Regions from separate parts of the Mus musculus genome. Here all the other regions are linked to region 2. A link is a loop called in an ENCODE intact Hi-C map of the cell type or tissue named here. Cell type or tissue: gastrocnemius. All regions are shown on one strand.

The links. A loop is a pair of places that touch in the nucleus more often than their neighbours do. Peaks named below come from ENCODE experiments on the same cell type or tissue, not always from the same donor. Only the 100,000 strongest peaks of a DNase experiment are listed, where the experiment ranks them.
Region 1: a loop joins it to region 2, with 4 times the contacts of the local background. A loop is called at or near these places in 16 of 42 quality-filtered maps.
Region 3: it touches region 2 in a loop (12-fold over the local background); 33 of 42 quality-filtered maps call a loop at or near these places.

The regions. Positions count from the first base shown.
Region 1 is chr1:184,821,262-184,829,261 of GRCm38, forward strand. It overlaps Mtarc2 (mitochondrial amidoxime reducing component 2), which reads right to left. Exons shown (of 8, transcript NM_133684.4): 5 at 1,228-1,289; 6 at 1,074-1,145. It overlaps Mir1981 (microRNA 1981), which reads right to left and starts at 1,227; the gene lies at 1,146-1,227. In gastrocnemius, CTCF peaks have their summits at 3,469 (motif pointing right) and 4,058 (motif pointing left); DNase peaks (open chromatin) are centred at 1,594, 3,479, 4,041 and 6,002; H3K4me3 peaks cover 1,096 bases; H3K27ac peaks cover 2,181 bases.
Region 2 is chr1:185,189,284-185,197,283 of GRCm38, forward strand. No RefSeq gene overlaps it. Among named protein-coding and RNA genes, the nearest start is that of Rab3gap2, 11 kb to the right of the region's middle. In gastrocnemius, a CTCF peak has its summit at 4,539 (motif pointing left); DNase peaks (open chromatin) are centred at 4,300 and 4,498; H3K4me3 peaks cover 214 bases; H3K27ac peaks cover 233 bases.
Region 3 is chr1:184,962,189-184,970,188 of GRCm38, forward strand. All of the region lies in intron 1 of Mark1 (MAP/microtubule affinity regulating kinase 1), which reads right to left. Among named protein-coding and RNA genes, the nearest start is that of Mark1, 33 kb to the right of the region's middle. In gastrocnemius, CTCF peaks have their summits at 3,638 (motif pointing right) and 3,919 (motif pointing right); DNase peaks (open chromatin) are centred at 1,156, 3,962 and 6,621.

The DNA.
Region 1 (8,000 bases), 370 kb before region 2:
TGTGCCCGTAAGGAATCATGTGTGACGCTTGAGATGAGAAAGACATGCAGGAAGGAACTGTGGAGACCTCTTCCTCACTCAGAGAACACATGTGTGTGCGTGTCTGAGAGTGAGAAGACAGCGGAGTGCTGGTAACAGAAGCTCTAAACTGCCTAGACGGTCTGCCCTTTGAAAATAAGTCTAATCGCTGGAGAGGTGGCTCAGGCTAAGAGCACTGACTGCTTGCTCTTCCAGAAGACAAGGGTTCAATTTCCAGCACCCACATGGCAACTCATAACTGTCTGTAACTCCAGCTCCAGAGGGTCAGACACCTTCAGGTAGACATACTTGCAGGCAAAACACCAATGCACATAAAATAAAAAATAAATAGATCATTTTCAAAAACAAGAAATTTCTATAAAACAAACTCAAAAGACAAACATGAAAAGCAGTCGATAAAGTCATTCAATGTAAACCTCTGCCCTACACACACATACACATAAACACACACACATACTATCACACACATACATACACAAACACATACACACAGACACACACAAACACATACACACATACACACACATTCACATACACACACGTATATACACACATACATACATACACACATACATACACACATTCATCCACACACAAATACACATATATACATGCATATACACACATATACATACGCACATACTCACACACAAACATACACATTCATTCACACACAAATACACACACATTTACTCACACACAAATACACGCACATACATGCATATACACACATACACACACCATCAACACACATATGCACACACACACACACACATATACAAACAAACACACACATACACACATCAGAAAAGAAGTTGGTGAGAGGTCAAAGTTCTAAAATAGGACATTGTACAACTAAAAATGTATCCGAATAGAGGATCCACCTAGAAAAATTAAAAATATGAAAAGAGGAAGAAACAGGGACTCACATCCTTGAGGGACAGATACAAATCAAAGGTGCCCCTGGGATAGCGCATAGACACCTGGTGCCTGACTGGTGATATCAACAACACGGGCGCACGCTGGTGTCCTACCTCTTCAGGGTCTCCAGTGGCTCCTTCCTGTCTATGATGCCGGTGTCTGGGTCCACTGTAGTCAGAACGCACCTGTCAAAGGCCAGGGTTAGATGGCGGTTACAAACGGAAGTGCATTCCACACCCAAAGGCCACGTCTAAGCCCAGCCTTTACCTGGGACAGCTCAACACCCTTTTCATCTCCACGTCACCAATCAGGAGTTCATCCCAAGTATCCTAGGAGAACAGGGAGAGGTGGCTTTAGAGCCTTGGTCAGGTACTACACATGACAGCAGCAGCAGGACTCTGAGAAGTCTGGAAAGTGCGAGAGAGAGAGAGAGAGAGAGAGAGAGAGAGAGAGAGAGAGAGGGAGAGAGAGAGAGAGAGGGAGGCACAGTCAAGCTCGGGACACATGGCTCACCTTAACTATTTTGCAGAACTGAGTATGGAACCCAATGCCTGTGCACAGGGGGCTAGGCAGCCAATCAGAGCACTGCCTCTCAGCGCCAGGCAGCCAATCAGAGCACTGCCTCTCAGCGCCAGGCATCTTCCTCTTGATTCACAACCTCAATCACTGATTCTGCCAGGTCAGCAAGAACAAGCCTTCCAAAATGCGCGCTTCCCAGCAGACTCCCCAGACGGCTTTCCACCACACAAAGAGAAACCCAGCCGACTCCCCGGACGGCTTTCCACCACACAAAGAGAAACCTGCAGCTCTCGAGACAAGTCTGCTCTCGCCCAAGGTTTAACTCAACCTGTGGGTCACGACCCATTTGGCAACCCTCTATCTCCAAAAATATTTGCATTACAATTCCCAACAGTAGCAAACATATTTACTGGAACAAAAGTAGCAACATGAAGTAGCAACAAAAATAATTTTCTGATTGGGAGTCACCAGGACACTCAGAGCTGCAGTTACAAATGTTTGTGAGATGGATGCCTGCCTTGTTACCCAGGTGCCAGGATCCAAATGTGTAATCCTTATGATTACACAACACTTTTAACCACATATTCTTCTCCCCAGACACCAAGTCACCTTTTGTCCGAGTTGGTAGAATCTATAAATTATATGTATACATATAAGGGCATATATACAGATCATGGGGTTATATCCTACAGGTGCCTAAGTATCTTCAATCAGGGGTTGAATGCCAACACACTGAATGGGACAAGGAGCAGCAGGCTGTGAGAGTGTGACAAGACAGAGAATACGTGACCAAGCAGAGGGAGGGAGGGAGGGAGGGAGGGAGGGAGGGAGGAAGGGAGGGAGGGAGGGAGGGAGAGAGAGAGAGAGAGAGAGAGAGAGAGAGAGAGAGATCAGCTTCGGTGAGTTTGCAGATCCCTCAGCCCCAGATCCTGTCTCTAACCTGGAAACAGATTCATGTATCAGCATGATCTCCTGCATCCACTTTGTCACGTGTCTGCACGTGACATCATCCAGATGTCAGAGGATCCTGTCTTGGTGTCTTTACAGCACCTTAAGGTCTGTAGCTATACATTTAATATCACACAGTCACATGCTTACATAGAGCTACATAAAGATTATGGTCCCTCTTATTAATTAAAAAGTGATTTAGGAGCTTGGCAGGATGCCCCACGACTGTAATTCCAGACCTTGGGGGATATGGGCACAGATCTGGGAATTCCATGACTCGGGTTATCCCCACAGCCTAGGCTACAGCCTAGGTCCATCTCTTGAAGGTTTGTGACTGATCTACTGAGACCCACTGATAATCCGTACACTCCTTTGTCTGGGCCTCTAGGAGAAATGGGGCATTTGAAGATGCCTACAATCAGATGCAAACAATGGTCCTTAGAAACTGACGTCAACCAGGTGAGGCTTCTAAATAGATGCCCAGAGACATATACGAGGAAGAACTGACCCCTGGTTAGCTGGTGGCTTTGACTCCCTCAGGGCCTGAGAGGGACTTAAGTTTCTAAGGAGGGCAGAGCAAAGGCAGGAAGGAGCACCACCTAGTCTCCCTTCTGCAACTGGCTATGACATCATGATCCACTCTGCATTCAAAGGCAAACTAGCTCCTCCCTTGGGTCTATAGGCATTATTGAGCAAAGCACAATTAGTATCCCAGTACAAACTGGGTCTTCAAAACCAGACACCTCCCACCCAATGTGACCACAGCAACAGTACAGAGGTCTCCACAGATGCCCTGGGTCCCCAGTTACCCTCCAAGAAACTGCTTCTGGTGGAAATAAACACGATGTTCCAAGCAATCCGTTGGCCCAGGAACTACGTAAGCTTTGTAAAAGCCAAGGTCACACCATGTGACAAACGGTGTTCAAACAGTGGAACACCAAAGACAGCACGTGGCAAACCTCCCGCTGGAGGGTGACCAGTACAGCGCCTGTCTGAAAGGCAAAGGGCCCAGGACTGTAAGCGGGCAGGGGTTCTACGCTCCTTTCACCACACGAGGGCGCTGCAGCCACAAGCATGTGAGCCAAAGACAGCTTGGCACCAAGGCTCGCCAACTCCCAATTCCCTTACTCCAAGTGACAATGAGTTCAACATTCCAAGCTATTTGTCTGTGGAATTCTGCACTATGGCTTTCACAGAAAGCCAGCGACCTTGACATGTTCAGTTAGGGTTTTAGCTCAACTAGGTCAAATGTTCCATAGGTCAAGTGCAGGGCTCCTTAGCAGTTTATCTGGCTTCCTACAATCTGTCCTTAACGCCTCCAAATTCTAGCTCTGACTGCGTCCTGTTAATGACTTTATTAGGCACCCATCCTCATCTGATCATTGTTCACATTTTGGTTCAAAAACGCTGATTTGAAAAACGACCACGTTTAAGCTTAAACGCAATGGTTAATTTAGTTTCTAAAGGAAAAAAGTGGGTTTTAAATAACTCAAAATTAAATTCACCATGGAGGAGTTTAATATTCACTAGACATATCAACGCAAAGAAACGCACTATCCAGCAGGATTCCAGGGGCTCCACAAACCAGGAAACCGTTAGAAAAGTCTAGTGCGCCCCCTGCTGGTTTAAAAACCAAGCTGCACTCTTACAAAATCGAGCCCCTAGTCAGAGCGAGGAGGAATTTGAGTGGGAAGAGAGAAAAGGGAAGAGAAATGGTCAAGGAAAAAAGGGGGGTGGGAGACGGGAATGATACTCTGTGTTATGGGCTCCACTCTGTGCAATGACACTGAGAATGTTTTTATTGTTACTATTTTTTAACAGTGTGCCGGTGTTCTGCATGTGTTTATGTGCACGCAGTGCGTGAGGAAGCCCAAAGACAGAATTGCATCCTCAAGCTCTGGGGCTGTAGAGATCTGTGAGCCACCATGCAGGTGCTGGGAACCAGATGTGGGTCCTCTGCAAGAGCAGCCAGTGCGCTAACTGCGGAGCCACCTCTCCAGCCAGCCCATCCTGGGGATTTTCTGTCAGGCTGTGCACGCTTTGTAAATAGGAAAACTAAGACTACACCAGGCTTTCCACCTGATGCAAGACCCTGAGAAAAAGATGACGGAAGAGCTGGGGGCAAGGAGGGGGGTGAATCACACACAAACAGCGTGAGACAGTCATCACAATCCATACAAGTATTTGTTTTAAATGTAGGAAAGTTAAACTAGACCTAATATAGAGAGAGCGTCTTTTGTTGGGGGGGGGGGGTGTTTAGTGCACTGTGTATTCAAATGCTGACTTCTGTACCCAGAGATCTGGTGGCAGTCAGAACTTTGCTACTGTCATTAAAGTATCACCTGATTCAGTATTTTGTAAAACATTATACTCCATCACCATCTGATTGGTTAAAATAAAGAACTGAACAGCCAATAGCTGGGCAAGAGAGGAAAGATGGGACTTCCAAGCCCAGAGAGATTATAACCCAGATGGAGAGGGTCTCCGGTGGGGACCAGGGAAGTTGGCCATCGGGACACAGATGAAGAGAAAAGTGCTGGATAAGACCAAGATGGCAGGTAATGGGCCACGTGGGGGAAGTAGGCTAGGCCTGCACTGTCTGGTTAGAATAGCTCAGAATCTGCCTAGCTATAGTGCCCGAAGCTGTTAACAAATATAAAGGTCTCTGTGTCCCTCGTCAGAGCAGAGGGCACAGAAAAACCCTTACTTTTACTCTCTTGTTCACTTCTTACCTCTCTATAAGCAGACACGTTTATATCCACAGCTAGGACTATATATACATCTCACCATATAAAATATATTATACCTATACATGATCATAATACATAGATTCATTGGCCAGAGAGAAAGCATACATCACGTGACAATGGAAGCCAGCGTGGGGTCTTACCTACCAGCGGTTGGTATTTAAGAACACCACAGAGACCAGGGGAACATCAGAGAGAGAAGCAATACCAGCTGGGCTGAGCTTGTACCTGTGCTGGGGACGGACCATGAGGCCCACCTGTGACCCAGTTCAGGTTCTCCAGGGTACAGGCAGGGAGGGTGCTCCACCGTGGAATTACCCACCCAGCCGGGATACGGCACGTCAAAATTACATCCATAAAATAAAAGACATAACTCTTATCTGCAAAAGTGTCTTTAATGGACCATTCTAAAAGCTCCCTGTGTCCCTGGTTTCTGACTCTGTGGAACTGTATAAATAAACACATACAGATTTTAAAGAAGTCCTTGAAGCCAGTGGACAAGCATGGCCATCAGAGACAAAGGTCTAGAAATGAGGATTTGCCCCAGCGCTACCTTCTCCCTGTTAGAATGGGCAGGGCTGCTGCGGTCAAGGTCGCCCCAGCACTGAGTGGTGGGGCCGGGACTCAGCACAGCTGCCTGGCTTTAGGAAAGCCTCCCACCCGAGTGCTTACCAGGGCTGACCCTGCTACTGGCACTGAGGCTGGACCTCAGTAGATAGAATCCAGGATGCGTCCAGCCGGGGTTTGCTTACCAGAACCTCACAAAAGGCGTGCCTGCAATCCTGAACACTACCGGGTTAGCCTCAGCTCCGCGGGGAGTCTGAAGCTCAACAAACAAAACACAGCCCCTCCCTCGTGACAGAGAACGCGCTGAGCCCCATCCCACGTGACAGGGGACGCACTGAGATTCTTCCACAGTTGTCTCCCCCAGCTCTTGGAAAACAAGTAGAGGGAGGACTTACATAAGGAAGGCGCCCTATTAAAACATCTCACGCTCAGCTCAGGACAGTGAGCAAAGTCCAGGGAACACGGAGCACCTCGCTTGCCAGCAGCAGAGATAAGCATCAAACACCGGCCTTGTTTTAAAACCTCATCACAGTGTTGCAGAAATCTAACGCGCCGCACTGGCCCAAGCCTTTTAAGACTGGCTTCATCCTCTAACTCCCCACGGGGAAAGTCCACGACACTCGGCACCACAAGCTGCAAATGTCCCACAATGCACCCGTCCTCTACTGCCCCACATTCACAATAAACGATGCCCGGACTTCTGCATCATGCTAAGGCTTGATGTTTTTATTAGTTGAGGATTAAATATGTATGTGTTATATGTATGCATTAATAATTGAAAGGGTTTTGACGGCAGGAGGCAGACGGGTCAGCGGATCTATGCCTTCATCCTGGGCTTCCTCGCTTAACGTGGACTAAATCAGCAATGGCTCACTGTTTCACAGTAATGAGTTTGTTAAAAAGATGCATGGCTATAGAATTTTCTAGAAAAATAAGAACGTCATATCTTATTTAGTATTTCTGGAAGCCCATCACAACCCAGAAATGTAACAGCTAAATGGCTTTCTTTAAAAAAAAGAATTTTTTAAAAAGACTACACAGCCAAATGTCGCCAGAAAAGGGCTATGCTTATTTTAGCCTTAGTTTAAGTTTGACAAGTTACTGAAAAGCAAGAATGCTACAGCCAGTAGACATGACATCATCTTCTCTTCTTCCCTTAGCTCACGGTCCTAAAGCAAAATCAGTACCAAAACAATGTCTTAGGAGACAAATAAAAAATATTTTATTTTCTACCTTAGTTAGCATTTACTGTCACCTTGACATAGGTCCTAAAGCAAAATTAGTACCAAAACAATGTCTTAGGAGACAAATAAAAAATATTTTATTTTCTACCTTAGTTAGCATTTACTGTCACCTTGACATAGCCTTGAGTCTCAATTGAGAGACTGTAAAAATCAGATTGGCCTGTAGACACACCTGTGGAGGACTGTCTTGTTAGCAACTGAGGTAGGAGGGCCCAGCCCACTGTGGGAAGCACCATTCCCTAGACAGGTAGACCTGGGCTATACAAGGTTAACAGAGCATAAGCCAGAAAGTGAGCAAGCCAGCCAGCAGCGTTTCTCCCTGCTTCCTGTTTCAAGTTCTTACTGAGTTCCTGCCTTGACCCCTCTCAAAGAGGGACCGTCACTTGAAAGTGTGACCCTTTCCTGCTCCCAGGTGCTTTCAGTCAGGGGTTTTTATTACAGCAAGAGAGACTAAACTGGAACACTGCTTGAAGTAAAACTCCCCCCCCAAAAAACAACAGGCAAATTTCAAGGGACCAACAGTAGAACTTTTACTTCACGAGATAATTTCTAGGTCAGTTTAGTCAACTTTAGTCATAAAGGGGAGTCTATTTCAGCAGTCCTGGGACTTGAACCTGAGGCCTGCTGTGTGTCAGGTAAGTGTTCTTGCTGCTTGAGCTGCCTCCCCAGACCTCTTTTCATTTTTAATTTTCTCTAATTTATTTCTCTAATTTCTCTTATTTATTTTTATTTTATGAGTATGTGTGAGTGACTGTCTGTATGAATGTGTGTCATATTCATGCCTGGTGCCTAGAGAGGCCAGAATTGGGGTTCAGGGAGGCTCAGAGGCACCGTGTGAGAACTGAGAACCAAACTCAGCTGCTTCGCTATAGCAACAAGTACTCTTAGCCCAAGAGCCATTTCTCCAGGCCCTCATTTTAAATTCTGAGTCAGGGTCTCACACTTCAGCCTAGGTAGGCCTGGAACTCACTCTGTAGACCAGGCTGACCTTGAACTTGAGGGCCCCTGCCTCCCT
Region 2 (8,000 bases):
GGAATCTTGACTGCATGGTCACCTAAACAAGATGTAACGACAACACCAGTCAACTTTCCAATAAGATTGGGAAAATACCTGGCCCCGCCCCCAGATTATGATGTACAGGTGATCGAGTCAATGGATGTTGAAAGAGAGAATCAGTTTTCTCCAGGCATGAACCTCTAGGGAGTTACCCAATCCCAGGGACCAGCCCTAAACACACATGCATAGCAGCAACGCTATGTGTGCATGCGTGTGTGTGTGTGTGTGTGTGTGTGTGTGTCTAACAATAATAATTATAGAAAACGAAGTCATAAACTTGAGAGGGAGGGGGAGTAGATACAGAAGAAGTTGGAGAGGCAGGGCAGAGATGATGTAAGCACAGTACTCATGAACAAAATTCTTAAAAAGTAAATTAAAAACATTACTTAGGAATAATTTGATAGGCGTGTAGTTTTAACATCTGTCAATGATTAAAGCACATTTGCATACCAATGAGATGACTGTTTATTTTCATATAAAGAATGAAATCTTGGCTGAATATTTGGTACTGAAGGACTCCGAGCACCTACATTCGATGCGTGTGCGTATTTATGTGCACGCACATGGTGCACACGCACAGGCACCAGAAGACAATCTTTGGTGTCTGTCCTTAGATGCTGTCTACGGTGTTTTGCGATATAGAATATAGTGGTGACTTTTCTGTTACTGTGGTAACGCATCAAGACCAAAAGCAAATGAAGGAAGAGAGAAAGAAAGAAGAGACCATTTTCTCAGGGAGACACAGCAGCAAGTGGCAGGCGTGGCGGCAGGAGCAGGAAGCTTAGAGATCATATATATCCTGAAGCATGAGACTGAGGGAGTGGGCGTGGGTAGAGGAGAAGTTGGAGATGGGAGCGGGGGGAGAGTGGAGCAGATATAATGTAAACGCAGTACTTATGTATGGAATTTTCAAAAAATAAATTTAAAACTTTTCTTTGAAACAACTCTTCGATAGACATTTAATTTTATCAATTATTAAAGATTAAAGCCAATTTGCATACTAATGAGATGAATGTGTTTCCTTTTTTTTTTTTTTTTTTTTTCCTTCGAGGCAGGGTTTCTCTGTGTAGCCCTGGCTGTCCTGGATCTCACTCTGTAGACCAGGCTGGCCTCGAACTCAGAACTCCTCCTGCCTCTGCCTCCCACGTGCTGGGATTAAAGGTGTGTCCATATGGGTGTATGTGAATATTTGTGCCTGGGTGAATGAGTCCATGAGATCCTAGAGTTTTTTTTTTCTTTTTTTAAGATTGCATCTCTCAAAGTGGCCCTGGGTCTCTTGAAACTCGCTACGTAGACCAGGCTATAGATCACAGAGATCCGCCTGCCTCTGCCTCCCAAATGCTGATATTAAAGTCATGTACAACCACACCCGGCCCAAAGAGTATTTTGAAGGTGTGGTGAATGAGTGAATGATCTGGGATTGATGAATGAATGAGTAAGACAATGGATGGATGAGTTAGTAAGTAAATGAATGAATGAAGTATTGATTCTTGGGACTTTTCTACTTTAGGTCTCTTAAGTTCAAGATCCTTGTAGAAAACATTATTATAGAGCTGGTGGCCCTTGGGAGGTGACCTTGTGCCCCGGAGGGACATTAGCAGTGTTCAGGGTGTTTCTGGTCCCCACAACCGACCTGAGTAACACTAACATGTACAGTGTGAGGAAAGAACAGTGTTATTGGTACAAAAATGACAATGGTGCTACATGACACTTTCCAGAGGCCATCTTCTGCAGTGTACGCATAAAGCAGAAGGTTACAGGTCCTCGGTGTGACATCACTAGAGCCACAACTGAGCAGGGTGTGACCTCGGGCCTCTGTTCCAATATGGTTTTAGTTTGCACAATAAAGGCAAGATGTACTGCTGCCACATGCTGGCTCATTATCCTAACACTCTGGAGGCTTGAGCAGGAGGATTGTGAGTTCAAGGCGAGCCTGGGCTGCATAGTGAGATCCTTTGTCAAAGAAAACTAAATTGCCAGCAAGATAGCCCAAAGACTAGAGGTGCCTGAGACCAAGCCATGTCTGGATCCACGTGGTGATAGGCAACTCCCACAAGGTGTCTGTCCTCCGACCTCCAAGCAAACCCTGGCACATGTGTGTGCACACACAGCTGCACAATGAATAATTGTTTTAAAAAATTCAAAACACCAATAAGCAAAATATAAACACATAAAAAGGCACATACACACATACATAACCACCAATACACACACGCGTGCGCACAGTCCCCAAAGTTATGGCTAATATTTAAATAGTGAAATTAGAATTAGTTGAAAGCATACATTTGAAGACACATCTACTGAGAAGCTACAACTCCATTGGAACAGCACTGATTCGGAATGCTTCTTAGCAAATCTCAAGGAAGAAGAATCCTGATTAGTAAAAAGCACTCGCATTGAGGATGTGATTGGTAGCTATCCTTGCCTTCAAATGTCTTACACTGTGACCATGTTCATTTATTCAAACCACTCAAAGTTTCCTTTTCATATTTATTAGTGACTTTTGTTAAACCTCCTTTCTATAGATCCATGGTCAATACTAAATACATTAAATTAAAATATAGAAAACATTCAAAGAATTTCACTTACTAAGATATTAATGTGCATTTACCAGGGCTCCATTTAGTGCTGAAATATTTATTAATACACGAATGAATTATTAATCCCTTTATTTTATTCATTACTTAACATCTCAGCAATTTTGAAATTTAATTTCTTTGGAAAAAAAATCTCAAAATAGATTTTTGCCAGTTTATGGAGCTTTTTTTTTTATCATAACAACAAAAATATTTTTCTCCAAGGGGAAAGTTTATTCTAGAGAATGAGGCTTACCTAGAATGGCTAAGCTCTGCTAAGCCTACAAATTGCATAATGTCAGGTAAACATAAAGTATATAATTAGTGTGCAAAGGTGAAGCGGGAGAGAGGGAGCAGACAGGCAGAACGGTGCTGCGCAGCGGCAGCCACTGCTGGGCTGTGGTTTAGCGGGTTACTAGCGTGGTTTCACAAGATTTCAAAAAGTGAACTGTGATGGTTCCTTCCTGCACATAAAACCCATATTCATTCTGTGTTATCATAAATGGAAGTAACTTTAAACATTAACAGCTGTTATTCACAGAATCCCTCGGCACCGAGTCTTTGAGCACAACAGTTAACCTTTTCCCTTTCAAACAGCAGCTAGGTCCGTCCGTCATTCGTGGCTATTTTGCGCTAAGAATAAAGCTTAGTGAGGAGACCAGGAATTAAAGACTGTTCTGAACAGGACCGGTTTGGCATTAAAATAAATGTCAGGTGCAGCTAAAAGTCATTGAAGACACAGATGAAAGCTATGGACGAAGAAAACACAGCCGGGTGGTGGTGGTGCACTCGGGAGGCAGAGGCAGGCAGCGGCGAGTTCCTGGACAGCCAGGTCTACACACAGACACTCTGTCTTGAAAATCCGGGAGTGGGGAGTGGGGATATGATGTAGAAAGAAAGAAAAGAAAAGACACAAAGCCAGGTGTAGAAGCTCACACCTCATGACGCCTGGAAAGAGGCTGGAGAAAAAGCTATAGGCCATTAAGTTATTAATCTACCGATGGATTAGTCTATTTATGATGTTAGAGCTCTCTGGGACACAATCACCTCCCAAAGACCAGCCGCTGGACACTGTTGTGTTGGGGACAGTTAAGATATAAGTCATAGATAGCAACTAGTCACAACATAGTGCTGTAATTTAAGCTTAAATTCCCGACCTTAAGGAGTCAGTTATAGTTTGCACCTGGAATGCTCCCAAAGTCACCTGGGATGAAAGCTTGGTCCCCAGCCGATGGGCGCTCCTAGAGGTAGCGTTAACTGTAGGAAGCGGAAGTAGGGCGCGATGTGGGGTGAAGTGACTTTGAAGCATGTGGCTTGCTCCTTGGCCTTCTCCCGCGACCTCTCTCTTTCTTCCTCCCCTCTTACCCCCTTTTTCTCCTTTCAGCATGCGGGTACCGGGATTCAGTTCATGTCCTTGAGCTTGGCGGCAACCATCCTTACTCACTGACAGATTCATCTCACCAGCGCCTAGAATCGTTTTTAATGAACTCTTCCCTGAAGTTTGTAAGATTGCTGGCTGTTTGGGGGAAGAAAATATATATTCTTCTACTTTGATCTCAAATCCAATATGTAGTCAGGGATGGCTTTGAACTTCTGATCCTCTTGACTCCAAGTCCTGAGTGCTGAGACAGGTGTGTTGTAACCATGCCAGCTTTATGGGGTTGAGCTAGGGGAGCACTCTACCAACTGAGCTACAGCCCAGGCCTGATAAGCAACTAAGACAGGTGTATTCCTGTCTGTCTGACTGCACCTCCCACACCACCCAAATGTGTGTGTGTGCACGCGCGCACACGCGTGTGCTGGAAATGAGTCATGTGGTTAGTCATAAGGTCCTAGTGCCTAGTAGGTTTTGTTTTGTTTGTTTACGTGTGTAAAAGGAATGAACTTCCTAGAGGCAAACGGATCGTCCTCTCTGCCCTTGAGAACATCGCCATCTAGTGGAGGAGACAAGAGTGCAGACAAACCAAAAAAGGTTATTACATTTTCAAGTTAGAAAGATCCTGGCTGACTCATTTTGCTCGGGAAATCAGACTTCTCAAAAGGTGAATCTGGAAATTAAAAAAAAAAAAAAACAAAAACATTTTATCTGGCTTTTGAAGTATTCTTGATATTTTGAGTGAGAAAAAAAAGACTTAACAGATGGTCAGAAATCCACTTTAGAGCATTCATTCCTGTTTTGTGCTGGTCAGAAACGTGATGATTTACGTCTCCGGGGGGTTACTTTGATTTGGGCACAAGGAAGATAGGAAAATGAGCTAGAAAGTGTACCTCAGTAGTCAGCAGTCAACAGTTTCAAATGCAAAGTCACATCACCTTAGTGGCTACTAACAAGACAGTTGTCCCCGACTCCATCATTGGGAAAAGACTGAATCTAGGAGGGTGAAAACCCTTGCTTATTGAATGTCAGTCTGTGCGAGGAGAAGTTAGAAGGCTGGTGTGGGAACACTTGGAAGTGTTCCCACCAAGGCCAACGTCCTCAGCTTTGGAACTAATTTAACTGTGAAAGTCTCAGTAAGGACAGATGTCAAAATTCAACATGAATCTAGATCATGAACAGATCAGAGACCCCTAGGGCAGAGGAATAAATACCATCTGCTCTGGGCAGCAAGCCCTGGTCCCCTCACACAGGCAGACTACAGTAAGGTGTGCATAGTGGCTTTCGTGAAGGAAACGGGAAAAACATATAAAAGGAGACATTTCTCACCTTGAAGCAGACTGAGCAATCTTAATTAGCCCTAAATTCCTAAAGGAGCTGAGGCCACTGCTCTGGGCCCACCCCCACCCACAGCATCACACCTCACATTCTAAAATAGCTGCTGCTTCTTGTTCACACAGGTTGCTGCTGTCTCCATAGCTTTAGGTCACGATGTCCTCTGTACCATTCTGTCCCACAAACTAGCTCAGATCAGCTGACAAGACACAGCTCTCTCTCTTTTTTTAATCTGACAAAATTTCCCTGCCCTGATAGGTACCCTTGATTTTTTTTTTATTTGATTTTTGTTTTGTTTTGTTTTGACAGGATCTCATTGTATTTTAGCTCTGGCTAGCTTGGAACTTGCTATGTAAACCAGGCTAGCCCAGAGCTCACAGAGATCCTTGTGCCTCTGCCTGATGAATGCAGGGATTAAGTGTGCACACTCCTATGCTTGCCTTTTTTTTTTAGGAAGTTGCTTTTAAAGATTTATTCTATTTTATTTTAATTGCATACATGTGTCTGGGGGGGTATATGCTTGTTAGTCTGGGTGCCCAGAAAATACCCCAGATGCCCAATCTTGAGCAAAATGAATAATACTGAAGAGAGTGTTGTTTCTGACTTCAAGATTTATTAGAGAGCTACAGTAATAAAAATAACATGATACCGACACATGTAGACCAACGGAATAGAATAGAAGACCCAAACATGAGTACTCACGATTAGAGCCTTCTGACAACTGACAAAGTCAAAAACCATGCGGAGCAAAACACAGTGTCTTCAACAAAAGTTGCTTGGGAAATGGATGTCGACATTCAGAAGTATGAAGTTAGAGCCACATCCATCACCCTGTAGAAAGATTAGGTCCAAGTGGATAAACACCTCAATCTGAAACTCCAAACACTAAAACCACTAGAAGAAAACATGGGCAACACCTGTAGAACATATGTGTAGAAAGGAGACATGGGCAGCACCTGTGGGACACACCTGTAGGAAGGAGACATGGGCAGCACATGTAGAACATATGTGTAGGAAGGAGACATGGGCAGCACCTGTGGGACACACCTGTAGGAAGGAGACATGGGCAGTCCCCGTGGGACACATGCGTAGGAAGGCCTCCCTGAGCAGGACTCTACTTGCCAAGGAATTAAGGCCAACAACTGATAACTGGGACCTCACACAACTAGAACATTTCTGTACAATTAAGGAAACAATCAAGAGGAGAAGAAACTCACAGAATGGAAGAGAACGCTTCTAGACATACATCTAACAGAGGATTAATATACAGAATATACAAAGAAGAACAACAAAAAGCCCAAAGGGTTTAGGAAGAAAATAACCCAGTTGTAATTGGCTTAGGGATCTAAACATAGCTCTCTGTAGAAGAAATACAAAGCTAAGAAATACCTCAGAAAGATTCATCATCCCTGGAAAGGAAGATGTAATTAATTAAGGAAACGTAAATTAAAAAAACTGAGATTTCATCTCACCCCAATCAGATAGCTAAGATGAATAATAATAATAATAAACAGACAACAAACAGCTTCTACCCGGTGCTGCAGGAACGCAAATGGGTGCAGCCTCTGTGGAAATCAGTATGGAGAATCTTCGAAAGAAAAATTCTAAAAGCTATAAATCTGTCATATGACCCAGCTATACAACTCCTTAGCCTGTGCCCAAACAACTGGACATCCTACCCCACAACTGGGCATCCTACTCAACAACTGGGCATCCTACCCCACAACTGGGCATCCTACCCCACAACTGGGCATCCTACCCCACTGGTACTTGCTCAGCAATGTTCATGGCTGCCCCATCCACAGTGGCCAGGAAAGGGAAACAACTTAATGTCCTTTACCAGAGGGATGAATGGTGAAAATATGGCAGTAATACATGTGTCACGTGGCACAAATACATGTGTCCCGCTCAGCTGCCTTCAGTCACAAGCCACAAACCCAATGGTTATTTTTAGACTTGAAGTCCCATGTTCAAGTACAGTTCCTTCCTGAATTTTCTCCCTCTATCCTACCCTTCACTTCTCATTGTGAAAATTGTTAGAGAGAACTTACTGTCCAGCCACCAAACGCTGGGGCCATTCTTTTAATTCACAGAATCTTTTATCAATCTTATTTTTGGTTAAACCAAAACCCACGTGGCTTTTGGGGACTGCCTGGTTTTCTTGGCTGTGCTTGGCTATCTGGGACTTATTTTCATGTTCCAACGAAACCAAAATTACTTAAACAGCTGAAAACATCCACCTAATTCTCCCAACCTTTCCTGAATTATGCTAGAGAAAAAAAAATCCACGTAATAAAAATGCTTTGCTTTAGCTAAGATTTATGGAAATATTATCTCTTTAACTAGGTCATAGCATGTCAAGATTAGATTCTGCCATAGTAACAGGAAATTCCAAATAGCAGAGGCTGAAAAATGTGGAGATCGATTTGTCACCTGTGAGAAATCCAGATGTGGTCGTCCAAGCATGAGATAACAGCTCTGCCACACAATGCAGATTCAATTCCTTGATTGATGATTCGCCCTAGGTGCTTCGTTGTTAATCTGTCATCCACGCTCCTGAAAGCAACTCACTGGGACACACACACACATACTCACACATACACTCACACACACACACTCTCACACACTCTCTCACACACACTCGTACACACACCAGTACACACACACACACACAGGCTCACACACACACA
Region 3 (8,000 bases), 230 kb before region 2:
TCTGAGGGGATGGGCACGAGGACAGCAACTTCTGTGGAAGGACAATGGGGGCTAGAGTGAGGGGAGGGATACAAGGGGGAATCGTGGAGGAAGAATGACCCCAGGAAACACGCGTGTGCACTCGCTTGCAGAAACAAACCCTAGAAGGGTGAACTTAAGGTCACCAGTGGAGGAGCAGGGAGATTCCTTAAAGCCATGCAAATTCTTTAATCATTTTTTAAAGATAAAAACGTACAACCCCCCCAATCTTGAAATATTTAATACAAATTGAAACAAATTCACTAGATGCCAAACTGATATAAACAGAAAGAAAAATATATTTTAAGAGATTTTAAAACTATATTTTGAATTTATATCCTTATTGGAATACATTTTTAGCCAAAAAAAGCCCTAAGCCCTCAGTAAGCCTAGTGAAGGCCATTATCTTGATCAAAATATATTGTATGAAATTCTCAAAGGAAAAACATATTTTAAACCTTTTTCTCTTGAGAAGATGAAATTTGTATCATTCCCACAAAATATCAAACTATAGCTAACAAAAAACTATTAAGCAAGTTTTAAAAGTTAATGTATTTTTTAAAATAATGTTATTTCCTGACTCATCCATGAAAAAAATGTCTAGAAACACACATGACCAAACAACAGTGGTACTTTCTCTAGAGAAATGTTCCCATCCAAGACTGAGGGATGGGTGCCCAGCTCTATGAGATCAACCTGCAGAATTTCAGAAGATGCAAGCATGAGAGCCAAACTGAAGGGATTCCCAGGTCAGGAACTCCTGCTGACAATCACTACACTGGACAGCACCTCAAAAGGAAGGAGCTGACATGTAGAAGCAGACATGTCTTCTTGGCTTGCAAGTAGCTCTCAGCAGCTGCTCACCCTCCTCCTGATAATCTTGCCGTCCTAGATCTCCCTGTTCATGTCCCTTCTCTCCCAGCTTTCTGATTCTGCAGTAAACCAGGAATTCCAACCTTAGTGTCTTGTTTTCTCTGTCCCATTACATCAACTGCTGGGATGATTCTGCTTGGTTTCAGAGCCTGAAGCAGCATGTATGCAGACAAGTTCTGTCTCCAGGTATCTCTCTTGAATTTCAGACGTATGTGCTGTCACCTTGACACGTCCACTTGGATGCTTGCCAACAACTGAACCTCGACACACCCCAACCTCACAATTCCTAACGTGATCTCCGTTCCCAGCCCTCCCACTCCGTCACCTCACATCCAGTCTGTCAGGAACTGTAGTTTTACCTTGTAGACACCTCTAACAGCTCTAGCCTGTGCTGTCTCCACACCGCCCTCCCAGCATACTGATAAGCCTCCAACCCTGCCTCACCACTTCCCTCTCTGGTTACTCTTAACCACCGCAGATAGAGTATTTCTCTTTAAAACACACCCTTAGTATCCAACTGCACTCTGGCTTCAGATCCTCACGCACACAGGCTAGCGCAGTCCCCACACCTCAGTACAGACGCTCGCTGTGCAGTGGGCTGCAGTTAGTGCTGAAACTGACAACTGCTCCAGTGCAGTGTCTGTGGAGAGCTCAGCCCCCACGGGAAGACGTGTCTTCTGGGTGGGACAGGACCCTTGAACTCATGAAATCACAGCTCTGGTTGCCTGGACAAGAGCAAGCTAGTCACTATTCCACATGAGGTGGGGAAGGGGCTCCAGAATCTATTGACATTGAGGGCCGCTGGGGGAGGAGCAGTCACTTTTCTGTAAGGGTGTGGCCTCAGGCAGGTCAACCTACTGCAGTGGAACCCATACTCATAAGCACGTGGTCGGCACAAATGAGACTTTGTGGGTTTAAAAATAAATAAATGTAAACAGCTCTATGAGCTTCATTTAAGAATTTTATGTATAATAAAACTCCCACATGTAGAAATGTGAAGTGACTTATATGTAAGTCAAACTTGTTCGCTTTAACACAATATTTAAAATTACAGACAATGGGGCTGAGGAGATGGCTCAGTGGTTAGAGCCCTGGCTGTTCTTGCAGAGGACCTGAGTTCAATTCCAGCACCCACATGGTGGCTCACAGCCATCTGTAACTACAGTTCTTCTGCTTTCCATGGTCATGTGGCACGCATACATACACACAAGTAAAGCATTTATTTACACACATAAAATAAAATAAATCTTTCTGGGTGGTAGGTTCAAGGCCAGCCTGGTTTACAGAGCATGTCCCAAGACAGCCAGGGCTATACAGGGAAACCCTATTGTAAAACAAACAAACAAACAAACAAACAAAAACACAAAATAAATAAATAAATAAATAACAAATCTTTAAAATAAATAAAATTACTGAAGGTGAGACACAACCTAGAGACCCATCGGGGGAATGTGGTTAAATATCCCCATGAAGTAGAGTGCTAAGGAATTAAAGAATAAGATATTCACATGTGCAGTGATATGGCATAATCCCTCACATATACTCAGAAAAGAAAAATCACACGAAGAATCAAATGCTGCCCTGTGTCTCAGGAAGCTTTACATCTGTTCATACCACCACACTTTGGCTTCTGTGGAGAAAGGGTCCAGGACCACCCCACCCATCATCAAAGGCACAAAAGCCCCAGATTCCCAAGTTCCTTCTAGGTAGAATGGTGTCACGTTTGCACACGACTTACCCCATTCTCTTACATCCCTCAATCACCTGTAGGCAGCTTCCAGTACCTGACAATGTAGATGCTGTGCAAACAGTTCCTACATTACACTGCTTAGGGAACAGTAAGAAGGGAAAGTCTACAGACTCCCAGTACAGATGCCATTACTGCTTTTAAAGATTACTTATTTAGAACATTCTTGGTTTAATCCAAGAATACAGGCCACAGATACAAACGGCCAAGTGTATGTGCACAGAATCCCTCTACTTGGTAACTCTAGGTTGGAAAGAAGAGTTTATTGGGAACCCTTTGGACATTAAAACTTCTCATCTGTTTGAATCTATCACCTGTCATCAAAAATACTTAAACTGTTACAAGTAGTTGGTTCCTATCTCCTAAGCACTGATTTCTTGGTAAATTACCAGATCATGCCTGAACTTCCTCACCAAATGCTTACAGACACTTCGTGTGCTGCCATCTGCCATCTTCAGTTTGTAGCAAACTACAAACCATTCAAATCACACTTATGGGACCTGGCACCTAGCACATCACTTCAAAAAAAAAAAAAAGCCTCTCCAGGCAACGGTTTCTTCACCTGCGTGACCAACAACAGTGGCTTTGAGCACAACTGTCTTCCAGTCTGTAGATGGAGACAATCTGTGGTTGGAGGTACAGTGAAGCAGTATGACTTGGTACCAGCCATTGCTGGACCACGGTGGTTACTTCATCTGGCTGCTTCTCCCCCATGCTGTCTGAACTCCCACAGTGAACACAGTATTCTCACAGCTAGGCATAATCCCTCAGACTAGGAAAGCTGCTGCTAGTCCAAGAGCAATAGCAAGAACAGTCACTTAGGGAAACTGACAGTGTCTGTCTTCTGCGCCAGTGCCTGTGTAAACATAACTTTACTTAAGCCTTGTAAGTCTGAGAGGCCGATAGCGTTACCCATTTCAAATGGAAGACAGCAAAAGCTGAGCAAGGAAAACAGATCACCACTGGCCTTGCAGCCAGCAGGTGGCAGTTTCAGCAGCCAGATTCCCATGAGTCTTCCTTACCACAAAGACCTTCACTAAGCCTGCGCTGCTCCTCGAATCTTGCTCCTGCCTTAACGTTAGCAGGCTCTGCGTACTCAAACTCTGTCTTAGGACTCCTTCAGAGCTGAGCATTTACAGAGCGCCCACCTTATCAGCCCTCACCCATGTGGTAAGCCTCACGGGGCTGGACAGAGGCTTTGCCAATAACCAGAAACAACCCGGTCAGAGGAAGAGACCAAAGACCTGACCAGAGTTCGTGAGGATGTGATAGTCTGGTCTGGCATGTCCTCTAAAGGCAGGGATGCTGAGGAGTCTGTCCCCAGCAGATGGCACCACTGGGAGGAGAGAGGAACATGGAGGCAGAACCTGGCTGTAAGGGGAAGGCCCAGGGGCAAGCCCTTGAAAGAGATACTGAGGACGGGTCCTGCACTCGCCTTTAATCCCTGCACTCAGAAGGCAGAGGCAGGCAAAGCTCTGAGTTAAAGGCCAGAGTGGTCTACAGGGTGAGTTACAGGACAGCCAGGGCTACACAGAGAAACCTTGTCTTGAAAAAACAAAACAACAAAACCAACCTACCAAAACAACAACAACAAAAACCCCAACCCCCCAAAATAAAAAAAAAACCAAAGTGTACTGAGACCCTGGCACCTTCCATGTTCTTTCCTTCCCACCCCTTCTCTCTCCCTCCCTCCCTCCCTCCCTCCCTCCCTCTCCTCCCTCCCTCCCTCCCTCCTTCCCTCCCTCCTCACCCTCTCTGTCCTTCTCTCTCTTTAAATCATTTGTGATAGGTGAGAAACTGCTCCATTGTGTCCTCTCTACTGTGGTGTTCTGCCTCACCAAATGACTACAGAGACTGAAACTGAGCCCAAACCTAGCTTTCTCCTTTCAAGATGCCTTTCTGAGGTATTCTGAGGTATTCAGTTGGTTGTCACACCCAACTGAATGCATGGGACGTGCCATCTCACACTGCCCCAAGGACATGTGTAGTCTCTTCTGGCTGTTGCTACAGCGAGAACACTGGGCTGAGGAGTCCTGGGTCCTCTCTGTTCCGAGTTAACAGCAGTTGTCCTAAGTGTCCCCCTCTAGAATAGATCCAACATCAAAGATGTACCACACCTCAATAGACAGCACCCCAAAACTCAGTGTGACAGGGCCAGTGAGCTGGCTCAGTGGATAAAGGGGCTTACCACCAAGGCTGATGGCCTGAGTTGAAGTCCCAGGAACCACAAGGCAGAAGGAGAAAACTGACTCCTACATGTTGACCTCTGACTCCACACATGTGCACACACACTAAATGTAAGTTTAAATTTTAAGTCATTGGAGTCCGCACACAGCCACATGTAAGCATTTTGTCTGCTCCTTTTAACTTACGAACAAATGGAAGTTGTGAATTGTTCTGCCAAAGAGCTAAGAGAGTTCTGTGAAAATGACCTTAGGGACGTCATAGCCCTCAGGAGGACTTGGTACCACTGTTGTTCTAAAGCAGGGTGTGACTAACCAAGGACATCAATGGGCTCCAAGTGACAGAAGAGGCTGAGAAACCTGGATCCCACGTTACAGCTTGAATTTATGCTGTGAGAAAGGAATGGGCAAACATCTCGGTATAAGTAAACTGTATTACTTTCCCCTGAAGTCCTGCTCATTCCCCACTTACAATAGTCTACTGTTAATGACAAGGCCATGGCAAACAACGCTTCACTGAAGCAAAGCTGGAGACTGCGGCACTGGATCCTAAGCCCTGCCACATAAAGCAGGTGTCTCTACTACCGCTCTGTGCTGTCCCGTGTACACACGGGACATGGCTCTTCTCAGAGAAACACGATGAGGGGGAAAACAAAGACCAGTTCTAAAGAAAAGAATGAGAATAAGAAGAGTAAAGTAAGAGTTCTCCTGGAGGTTTTCCCACAAATGTTCTTAAGGAGAAAAAATAGCATTTTAGGCTCAGTTCGAGAGAAAAGTCAAGCATATAAACTGGAGACCCACATTAAGCAGTGCCCATGGAGAGCCAACGCTGCTGCAGAGACAGGCATGGGCGCATGAAATGGTCTGAAACGGTGAAGGACAATGGGAAACCTAGTGTGTTTCCACATGACCTGGCATCAATCTGTGTGTACACAGGGAGCCTGTGCTCAGGCCACCTGGAGACCTTACCAACCTGACGCCAATGAACCCGTTCAGACGGTGTGCTCTCTCTTTCTCTCCCTCCCCACCCCCTCTCTCTTTTTCTCCCTCCTCTCACTATGCATACCTGGCTATCTAGGAAATATGTGGATCTGGTTGGCCTTGAATTCTGCCTTTCAAATGCTGGGATTAAAGTCATGTCACCACAGCTATCCAGTGTGTATTTGTAATCAATGAACCATCCTGCAGTTCCTAGCACAGGTCTTTAGGTAGGGAACTGTCTTAGGGTTTTAGATGTGAACAGACACCAGGACCAAGGCAACTCTTATAATGGAAACCATTTCACTGGGGCTGGCTCACAGGTTCAGAGGTTCAGTCCACTATCATCATGGTAGGAACATGGCAGCATACAGGAAGGCATGGCGCAGGAGGAGCTGAGAGTTCTATGTCTTCACCTGAAGGCTGCTAATAGAATACTGACTTCCAGGCAGCTAGGATGAGGATCTTAAAGCTAACACCCAGAGTGACACGCCTACTCCAACATGGCCACACCCTCTAACAGTGCCACTCCCTGGGCCGAGCATATACAAACCATCACAGGAACGAATAACAGAATGCCCAGAAGTTAGCTCCATGACTAAGTTGTCCAGCTCTTGTCACCATTAACACTCACACCGCAAATAAACATAAAAACACTCTTCATTATTTGCATTAAATGAAAGCACAAAGAACAGAGGAAAATGAAACCCACAGGCTGTTTAAAAGCCATTTAAAGTGATGGTTTCTACTCCATTTCTTACCAACTAACGTTTCAATGGCTAAGCACACCCCTTCAGCTTGGCAAGCGTCTGATTTCCCACCGCTCTCTGCTGACAGAAGGGCTGACATACAGTGAAATGCATCGGCTGGAGAATACACGTGGAGAGGAGGCACACTCTGGGTTTAAATATGGTTATCAGGTTTGGGGGGAACAAATGGAGGGGGCTAGCTCCAAATAAAATATTTTTATTAAAATATGGTTTGATTGTTCATTTCCACACACAATGACACAGTGATCAAAGAAAGGGGTCTGGAGATATGGCTCAGCAGTTAAGAGCTCTGGCTGCTCTGCCAAGAGACCTGGGTTCAATCCCCAGCTCCCACATGGCAGTTTACAGCTCTGTAATTCCATTTCCAGGGGGTCTGACACCCTCACACAGACATGCATCTAAGCAGGACATCAATATACATTTTAAAAAGTAAGAAAGAGAAAGAGGTGCAAAGTTTGGCTACCTGGTTTGGATTTTGGAACTTTATCAGTCCAGGATGTCCTTTAATGTAGGTATTCTTAGGTTTCCACAATGGGGAAATGAACATTAAATACCAACTTCATTTGCAAGGCCGAGGCAGGAGAACTGCAGTAATTCCAGGCCAACCTATTTTACACAGAATATGCCAAGAATACCAACCAGGCTTAGCTGTTGCACATGCGTGTGCGCACACACACACACACACACACACACACACACACACCACTGCACTCTAAGTCAGTCAACCCCAGATACCCAAGCTTATGCTAACCTTCACCCAAATGCAAACGTCTTCTCTGAGCACCATTTCAGAGCTTCCCCACCAGCTTCTGTCTATTCTCAGAACTTAGCACTACCCACACTACCTACTTATCTATGTGTGTGCTGCTATATATACTTGTGTTAATCTGACTTCCCCTGTAAGAATAGGAATCTCGACTGACTTATTCTGTATTCCTGATTCCTAGGAACAATATATATCCAGCATACATAAACAGGACTCAAACTTGTGCTGAGTACATAGGTAATAGAGTGAGGGCGCTTTGAACGTTGGACAGCTGTTAGACATCATTATTCAGGCATTAGTATTCATGCTTTTCTTTTACTTCTAAACAGTTTTCCTCATTATCTTTGCAGGTCTTCTTTACATCACTCGAGTGATGCACTGATTCACGAAGGGATTCTGTGTTTTGGTGTTAGGGATTGCCATTGACGTAGATGATTCACTGAAAAGTTCATCACAGGCTGTCTTAGTTAGGGTTTTACTGCTGTGAACAGACATCATGACCAAGGCAAGTCTTATAAAAAAACAACATTTAATTGGGGCTAGCTTACAGTTCAGAGGTTCAGTCCATTATCATCAAGGTGGGAGCATGGCAGTATCCAGGCAGGCAAGGTTCAGGCAGAGCCTCATGAGAGTTCTACATCTTCATCCAAAGGCTGCTAGTGGAA